Regions from separate parts of the Homo sapiens genome. Here region 2 is linked to region 1. The links are chromatin contacts, found by Hi-C or POLR2A ChIA-PET in ENCODE. All regions are on one chromosome and are shown on one strand. Each heading gives the region's core, a stretch centred on a gene start or an enhancer-like site at or near the end of the contact. The rest is flanking DNA. Distances are from core to core; before and after follow the strand shown. Region 1 holds the start of LINC01503 (long intergenic non-protein coding RNA 1503). Region 2 overlaps LOC105376291 (a long non-coding RNA gene).

Region 1 (4,251 bases), core at 1,076-3,575:
CCCCTCACTTCCGGCTCAGGATTCCCAGGCTCCAGCCCGGCCCCAGCAATCCAAGTCCTTCCCATCTATGCAAAGCTCAGGGGTGCCTCTGGCTTGTGGGGGCCTCATGGAGCCATATCCTGTTCCCTCATTCCAGAGGCTTTCCCTGCCTAGTGGGGCAGCTCTGGGGCCAGGAGAGCGGGGACGGCCCCAGCCTGAACCACAGGGAAGTGGAAACCCTCAGGGAAATTCACACTCCAGCTGCCTGCCAGCCAAGGACAACACACATTCATACATGCGCACCGACACGTGTACACAGTGACACGTGTGTACATACAGCCCCATACTCACCCTGACACGTAGGTACACACTTGTCAGAGGCGTTCGAACCAGAGCGACTCCATTTTGAGTGAGGGCTGGAAAACGAGGCTGGGACCCGCTGGGCTGCATTACCAGAAAGGTGGGTATTCCGAGCCCCTAGAGGTTTATGGTTAAGGGAACAAATTAATAATGTTTACTAAAACAGACCCGGACTTAGGAGTGTCCAGATATCGCCATATCTGAAGAACAAAGGCATTCCTAATTTTGCTTTAAAGATAATAATATCGATTCTTGCAAAATATAGTAATTAAGAAAATTAATCCTTTATCACAAACCCTTGTAGCAGAGCAAATCTCCCCATATATACAAGCATTGTACCTAGGGTGGATGCGTTCCTCGCTCCTCCTCTTACTTTCAGGAACATCCTACTCTGTCTACGGAGTAGCTGTCTTTTTACCGCTATCCCTTTTTTTTTTTTTTTTTTTTTTTTGAGATGGAGTCTTGCTCTGCCCAGGCTGGAGTAGCGTGATCTCAGCTCACTGCAACCTCCGCCTCCCAGGTTCAAGCGATTCTCCTGCCTCAGCTTCCCAAGTAGCTGAGACTACAAGCATATGCCACTACACCCAGCTAATTTTTTTTTTTTTTTTTTTTTGTATTTTTAGTAGAGACAGGGTTTCACTATATGTTGGCCAGGCTGGTCTCAAACTCCTGACCTCAGTTGATCTGCCCTCCTCGGCCTCCTAGAGTGCTGGGATTACAGGTGCGAGCCACCGCGCCCAATCCCTTGTACTTTCTTAATAAACTTGCTTTTGCTTTTCACTGTGGACTCATCCTGAATTATTTCTTGCGCGAGATCCAAGAACCCTCTCTTGGGGTCTGGATCAGGACCCCTTTCCCGTAACACACTAACACATACACACTGAAACTCACACATGCACTAATATACACTCCCCTACTCCCACTGGTGCACACACACCAGCACACTCACAATGACACGACACACCCAAGCACACACGGACACAGGCGCGCACACACGGACACAGCAGTGTGTAACTCTGGGTCTCCGGTGGGTCTGAGTGGTCTGCTCCACGGTGGGTCTCTCCTGAGGCTGGAGCCTCCTCTCAGAAATGTTTCTGCCCCCAGCTGCCATGTGGCCTAAAATCCTGACAAATTAGGAAAGATTCCTTTAAAACCAGCACTTCGGATTTTAGGCTTAAGCAATATTTGGAAAATGTGAGGCTCAGTCCCCCAGCTCGCTGGGCTGTGGGCCTGTCACCTGGCGCGCGTGGGGGCAGGCAGGAGGAGGGGGCTGGCTCGTGGTATGGGGCGAGCCCGGGCAGATTTGGGGCACAGGCAGGCACGCGGACACCCCACCGCTGAGAGCCAGAGAGACAGCAGAGGGCCGTGGGGATCAAAGACAGGGCTCTGGAGGGACCCAATCCCCACCCACTCTCTCTGCAACCCTCCCCAAGGGACTTCACTCCCGCAAACCTCAGTTTCCCCATCTGCACAATGGGTGTGAACCCGGGACCCACTTCATGGGCTAATGCGAAACTTAAATGACACCGTACCAATTAAGTTATAAGCCCTGGAAGCCCAAGAAAAGAAAGCGGTGGTGCGATGGGGGAAAAACCACCATCCCCGGCTTCCCGCGTGTAACGGGGCCGAAAATAACCAGCATTTTCCTTTTCTCTGCGGCTGAAGCCCACGCTTCCCAGAGGACCGGGCCTGCTTATCAGGAGCAGAGCGGCTCGCTCGGCTGTCTCCGCCAGAAGGTGACTGTGGGGGCCCGGCTCCCCTCCTGCCTCCAGCCCGACTCCCACCAGGAACACACCAGCTCCTCCCCCCGCCGCCCCTTTCAGGTTTCCGCCCCACCCCCAGCCCGCAAACAATTTTGCATATATTTAAATCTCCTCTGCGAGTTCCCCCTCCCCCGGAAAAAGAGAGAAAAGAAATTACAAAGGCCGTCATTTGTCTCCGTCCCCGCACCCCATCTATCAGGGCCCGGAGCCCGTCGCCTCGAATGAGGCGCGCGCCCGGGACGGCCGCTTTAATGGGGCGCCGCGTGTGACTGTGCAGCCGCGCGGCGGGCGCAGCCGGCCGGCATTTGCATACATATTAAACGGAGCAGTAAAAAATGCAGACATGCAAACCATTTGGACGGGCTCCTCGGCGTAGAGCCTGCCAGGAAATCAATCTTCTGGTTTCTTAAAGGCAGCCTGCTCGGGAGGAGGTGGCGATGCCACACAGCCCGCAGGCCGTGGGAGGGGGCCATCGTCTGTCCATCTGCCTGCGGGAGCAGCCGTGGGGGTCCTTCCCGGCCATGGAGGAGCCACCTCCTGGGAGCCAGGGGCCGGGGAGTTGAGTGTGGTGGGTCCTGGCTCAGCCGGCTGTGTGCCCTGTAGTAAAAGGGGTCCCCTCTCTGAGCTCCCCCTCACTGGGTGCTGAAGATATTTCCTTTCCCTTTTGCTAGGCTGGGGCTTAAGGGACTAACCCAAGATCACTGGGCCCCTCTATGCAGAGCCTGGGTCTCTAAGCCAGGTGCGAAGAAGGATGGCCAAGAACACAGGCTCTGGGGGCGGGCGGCCTAAATTCAAAGTCAGGCTCCACTCCCCAAGAGCTGTGTGATCTTGGGCAAATGCATCAACCTCACTGTTTCCCGTAAAAGGGGGATCAATATGCCTCCCTCTTCGGTATGCTGTTGGATTGAAATAGGTCAGCCTTGTAAAGCACTTGGCTCATTGCCTGGCATGTAGTAAGTGCTCAATAAATAGTGGTAGAACAATGTGTAGGAGGGCCCTTGGTGTTATTGGTATGTTTTTCTTGGTGAATATCCCTCTTTATATCTGCATAGTGTGGCAAGCCACTCCTCCCAGAGCCTCCTTACCTGTAAAATGGGGTGTTTTGATTTTCACGGGAACTGCTAGCTGTGTTCTAGAAGGCACTGGGTCCCTGCTGTGTGCTCCCACCCACCCGCTGATTCCAGCCAGGTGTGGCCAAACTGGCGCCTCTGAGGGCTGCCCACAGCCTGTCTTAGGCAAAGCCCAGAGCAGGGATGGGGGCATACCCCCAAACTGACCATACATCTGTGGGGCCAGGAAAAGGCAACTGGCCCTGAGCCTCAGCCTAGTGAGACTGGGGCCTCTCTGAATTCCATGGCACAGATAAGGAAACCGAGGCTCAGAGAGGTGTGGCAAAGCCAGGAAGCTTGAAGGTGGTGCCTCTGGGATGCAAGCCAGGTGTGCCCAACTGCAAGGCCACCTCCCCAGAGGTCCCCCAGAGAGGAAATACTGCCGGCAGAGGGAGGAGCTCATCCCACAGTGTCAGGGAACACAGCTTCCCCCCAAAGGAGGGGGGTGCTTGTGGAGAAAGAGCTGAGTTTTGCGTCTGAGCCCAAGTGAATATTTGGTACTCATGAAGGTCCTTCCTTTTTTTTTTTTTTTTTTTTTTTGAGATGGAGTTTTGCTCTTGTTGCCCACGCTGGAGTGCAATGGTGTGATTTCAGCTCACTGCAACCTCCAACTCCTGGGTTCAAGCGATTCTCCTGCCTCAGCCTCCAGAGTAGCTGGGATTACAGGTGCCCATCAACACGCCCAGCTAATTTTTTGTATTTTTAGTAGAAACAGGGTTTCACTATGTTAGCCAAGGTGGTCTCGAACTCCTGACCTCGGGCGATCCACCCACCTCAGCCTCCCAAAGTGCTGGGATTACAGGCATGAGCCACCGTGCCAGTTTGGTCCTTCCTTGAAAAGACCCAGAGGAAGAGGGGAGAGAGGGTTTTCAAGAACCAGCTCAAGTTTGGCCTTCATTCATTTACTTCATACTCCCGGAAGCGAGGAACAGAGGTGACCAAGGTCCCCAAGACCTGGCCGGGCAGTGGGCAGTGGGAAGTGGTGGGGAGTTAATGGCAGGATGGAGGGGTGCACCTAGACCAGTGGGTGCACTGTCCTC
Region 2 (4,433 bases), core at 511-3,010, 110 kb before region 1:
GCAGAGGCTGCAGTGAGCCGAGACTGTGCCACTGCCCTCTAGCCTGGGTGACAGAGTGAGACTCCGTGTCAAACAAACAAACAAGCAACAACAACAACAAAAACAAAATTTAAAAAAAAGAAAGGAGAGGGGTGGAGCAGTAGCAAGTGCTGGTCCTCATGAGTTCTGAGTCCTGCTGGGTGGATTCGGCAAGTGCCACCTGCCCTGGGGAAAGAAACCCCTCGACCAGGCCCCATGGTGCTCTCTGGAAATTACTCCCGACTCCCCTGTTCTCCTGCCCTTGGGCCGTCCTCTGGGAGGCCTCCTTTTCTATAACCTCCTTGACCACACGGGATGAGGACCCTGGAGAAGAGGGTTTCCCTGGGGGCTGAGCAGCTTCCTCGGGCTGCTTCCCCGTTGGCGCCCAGAAGTGGTTTTGTGTTGTTGACGGTCACAGTCTCTTTTAATCCAGCTGACAGCTCTGCGGACAGTGCCACCCTCTTTAAAACTTTGTAACTTTTGCCCAATTGTTGTCACTCAGCTCTTTTTGCCAAAGATACACCCAAGGCCGGGTGCGGTGGCTCACGCCTGTAATTCCAGCACTTTGGGAGGCCAAGGTGGAAGGATCACCTGAGGTTGGGAGTTCAGGACCAGCCTGGCCAACATGGAGAAACCCTGTCTCTACTAAAAATACAAAATTAGCCGGGCATGGTGGCGCATGCCTGTAACCCCAGCTACTCGGGAGGCTGAGGCAGGAGAATCACTTGAACCCGGGAGGCGGAGGTTGCCGTGAGCTGAGATCGCACCATTGCACTCCAGCCTGGGCGACAGAGCGAAACTCTGTCTCAAAAAAAAAAAAAAAGACACACCTAACTTTCTTCTAGACATGGCTTTCTAGACAGAACTGTGGGCCTGCAAGCTTTTCTGAGGTTTCAACAAAGGGCGTGATGGCCACACCCTTGGTATGATCTTTACCCTGAGACTGAGTCTTAACTGGGCTCTATCACACAGAGTGTTTCTTAGTTTTATTATTATTATTTTCTTAAGCCCAGAATATTCTTTATTGACTATTTGTAGAGTATCCATTTTAAAGAGTCTTCACAGAAAGTTTAAAATTCATAATTAGCTGGGCATGGTGGCACATGCCTGTGGTCCCAGCTACTCAGGAGGCTGAGGAAGGAGGATTGCTTAAGCCCAGGAGGTCAAGGCTGCAGTGAGCTGGGATCGTCACTGCATTCCAGCCTGGGTGACAGAGTAAGACCCTGTCTCAAAAAAAAAAAAAAAGAAAAGAAAAGAAAAGGAAGAAGAAGAAGAAGAAAGAAAGCTTAAAATTCACAATTAGACTTCTCAAACAATACATTTCTGGGGACAGACAAAGTTAAATTTAAAACTCTTATCTGCTCCAAGATCATATTGTGTGTTCCAAGCACAAATATGTCAGAAATTTTTTCTAAAATGTCATTTGGCACTTGAGTCTTGCAGAAGCGACAAACTGCCAGAGGGGCAGGGACTGTGTCTGTTTTGCCCACTTATTATGCAAAAGAGCAGGATTTTCCAAAAATGGCCCTGGGTGCTCACTCTAGGTTGTCTGGGTGATGAACTGGCAGGATGGGGTGGAGAATTGGATCGCACCTTTTTCCAACTCGGGGATAAGTGGTTCGTGCCCAAGCACAGCTTCCCTGGCCCACCCCAGCCTTCTCCCAGCTGGGGGCACAGCACCCAAGCTCAGCCTCCTGCAGCACAGGTGGCCTCCTGCACGTGACAGTGTCTGGATCCTCCCACGGACTATGGACCTTTGGGCACTGGGCGCCTGGAGCACTCACTTAGTTGCTCTTTCATTGGACCGAGATGAGGAATAGTTGCCTTTTTCAATCCTGCAAATCCAACATTTCTGGATTTTCTCTTTCCCTTTCATTTCTGCTTGCAAGTAGGTTAATTCCCTTAGATCCCATCTCCTGTCTGTAGGGCCCTGTGAAATGCGGCGTATTCGTTTGCTAGGGCTGTGGTCACAAAGTCCTGGGTGGCTGAAACACAGAAACACATTGTTTCACAGTTTGGGAGGCTGGGAATCCAAGATCAAGGTGTCAGCAGGTTGGTTCCTCATGAGCGCCGTAGGGAAGGATCTGTTCCAGGCCTCCCACGTTGGTTTATGGATGGTTGATTTCTCCCCGGGGTCTCCATGTCATCTTCCCTCTGAACATGTCTGGGTCAAATCGCCTCTTTTTTTTTTTTTTTTTTTTTTTTGAGACAGAGTTTCATTCTTGTTGCCCAGGCTGGAGTGCAATGGTGCGATCTCGGCTCACTGCAACCTCCACCTTCTGGGTTCAAGTGATTCTCCTGCTTCAGCCTCCTGAGTGGCTGGAATTACAGGCGCAGGCCACCACGCCCAGCTAATTTTTTTTTTTTTTTGTATTTTTAGTAGAGACGGAGTTTCATCATGTTGACCAGGCTGGTGTCGAACTCCTGACCTCAGGTGATCCACCTGCCTCGGCCTCCCAAAGTGCTGGGATTACAGGCGTGAGCCACTGTGCCCAGCCTTTTTTTTTTTTTTTTTTTGAGACAGGGTCTTACTCTGTCACCCAGGCTGGAGTGCAGTGGCAAAATCATAGCTCACTGCAGCCTCGAACTCCTGAACTCAGGTAATCCTCCCACCTCAGTTTCCCAAGTAGCTAGGACTACAGGTGTAGCTTTTAAAGCTTCTGCTGGCCACTGATGTGTGGTCACTTCTGCTCACATTTCACTGGCCAGAGTAAGTCACATGGCCAAGCCTCGTCAGAGGGCGTGGAAGGACGTTCTGGGGACAGGATGGTATAACCTGCTTAGGAGAAGGAATTGCTGGGCACAACGGCACCATCTATCATCCGGCTGGCACTGGTTAAGGCTTACGTGTGTGGGGCTTTGTGCCAGCAGCTTCACACCCTTAGCTCATTGACTCCTCATGTAGCCCCATTTTATAGGTAAGAAAACTGAGGCTTTGAGAGGGAGAGAGACTTGCTCATCGATCATAAACAAGATTAACTGACAGACTGAGAAAATCCTGAAGGTCTACATGCTTCTCAGGTCTTGCCCCGTTCCATCTTCTTGAGGCCAGGGTGAGAAAATCCTTGGCCTAGGATGTAGCCCACGCGGAACACTCACAAATGGTAGTGGAGTTAAAGATCTGAGTTGAGGCCAGGCGCGGTGGCTCACGCCTGTAATCCCAGCACTTTGGGAGGCCGAGGCAGGTGGATTACCTGAGGTCAGGAGTTCGAGACCAGCCTGGCCAACACGGCAAAACCCTGTCTTAACTAAAAATACAAAAATTAGCCAGGCATGGTGGTGCATGTCTGTAATCCCAGGTACATGGAAAGCTGAGGCAGGAGAATCGCTTGAACCTGGGAGGCGGAGGTTGCGGTGAGTTGAGATCGCGCCAATTGCACTTCAGCCTGGGAGAAACTCCGTCTCAAAAAAAAAAGATCCTAGTTGGGTGTGGGGGCGTCTTGAGCCAGCAATGCAGCTGCACATCCCACCAGGGTGCCGGAAGAGCTTGCTCTGGGGGAGCCCACACCCCACCTTTCAGCTCAGCTCTGCCTCCACCGTGCCTGCAAATCTAGGTGCTCCCCAGAGTGCACAGGGTCAAGGGAGGGCAGGGGTTTACAGAAGTAAATCCAACTCCTCCTGGAGGAAAGGGAGAGAAGGAGCCTTGTGCATCCCAGGACCCTGTGACCCTGTGATCACTCCTTTGCGGCTGAATCTCCCAGGCTCTAAGTGCCTCTGGGGGGTTATGAATTTCTTGTCTGCTTGTTTGTTTCAGCAGGGGTGGGCAGGGGGCAGAAAAACCTTATGTTCTTTTTATTATGCTCCTCATTTTACAGATAGAGAAACTGAGGCCCAGGGAGGTTAAAGCCACTTCCCACAGCAAGGGCTGATGATAGATCCAGGACTCAAGTGCAGCTGGGGCGGGCGCTGGGAGGACTGGGCACTGAGGCCCCAGGTGAGCCTGTATTAAGGAGGCTGAGGGTGGGGCTGGATGGGAAAGTGGTGGTGCGGACGGGGTTGGGGGGTGGGCGCTTCTCCCCCCAGGCCACCCAGGTCTCAGAAGGACAGAGGGGGCAAGACAGTGATTCTTGGAGAGATGGATTTAGTCTAGGGGGTCCCAGATAGTGAGAAAGAGAGAACCAGGCAGGGGCCCGGGCCCACGTGCAAGGGACAGTGTGAGAAGGAAACACACACACACACATCCCACCACAGACTTTTTCTGGTTTTGACACCCAACTCAGAGAAGGTCTTTTTACATTCAGATTTCTGAAAATGTCGTTAGAAACAATAATGACGATGGCAAGCCTTCCCTGAGACCTCACAGCATTTCAGGAAACTCGCTGAAAGGCTTTGCCTGGACTCCCTCATGGAGCCCTCACAGCTGCCCTGTGAGGTGGGTGCCATTACTGTCCTCTTATTATAGATTGGGAAACGGA

Evidence for each region. Hi-C counts contacts between places; a loop is a spot of excess contacts on that map. ChIA-PET counts read pairs that join two places held with the same protein, here RNA polymerase II (POLR2A). Pooled maps may share reads with other maps.
Region 2: POLR2A ChIA-PET joins it to region 1 with 5 read pairs in B cell. The contact joins the enhancer-like site here to the promoter of LINC01503 in region 1. A Hi-C loop is called at or near these places in 3 of 168 maps with a recorded cell type or tissue (dorsolateral prefrontal cortex, esophagus muscularis mucosa and prostate gland) and 11 of 50 pooled maps. POLR2A ChIA-PET finds 5 or more read pairs at or near these places in 12 of 52 experiments (A549, B cell, BJ and 9 more).

The regions. Positions count from the first base shown.
Region 1 is chr9:129,334,997-129,339,247 of GRCh38, reverse strand. It overlaps LINC01503 (long intergenic non-protein coding RNA 1503), which reads right to left and starts at 2,325. Exons shown (of 4, transcript NR_120686.1): 1 at 2,260-2,325; 2 at 331-456. RefSeq lists enhancers at 1,845-2,648, 2,649-3,452, 4,043-4,251.
Region 2 is chr9:129,440,463-129,444,895 of GRCh38, reverse strand. The region is part of intron 2 of LOC105376291 (a long non-coding RNA gene); the gene reads right to left. Among named protein-coding and RNA genes, the nearest start is that of LINC00963, 46 kb to the left of the region's middle. Within about 2 kb of position 1,760, at least 5 of the 41 ENCODE cell types and tissues checked have a DNase peak (open chromatin) inside an H3K27ac peak, as active enhancers do.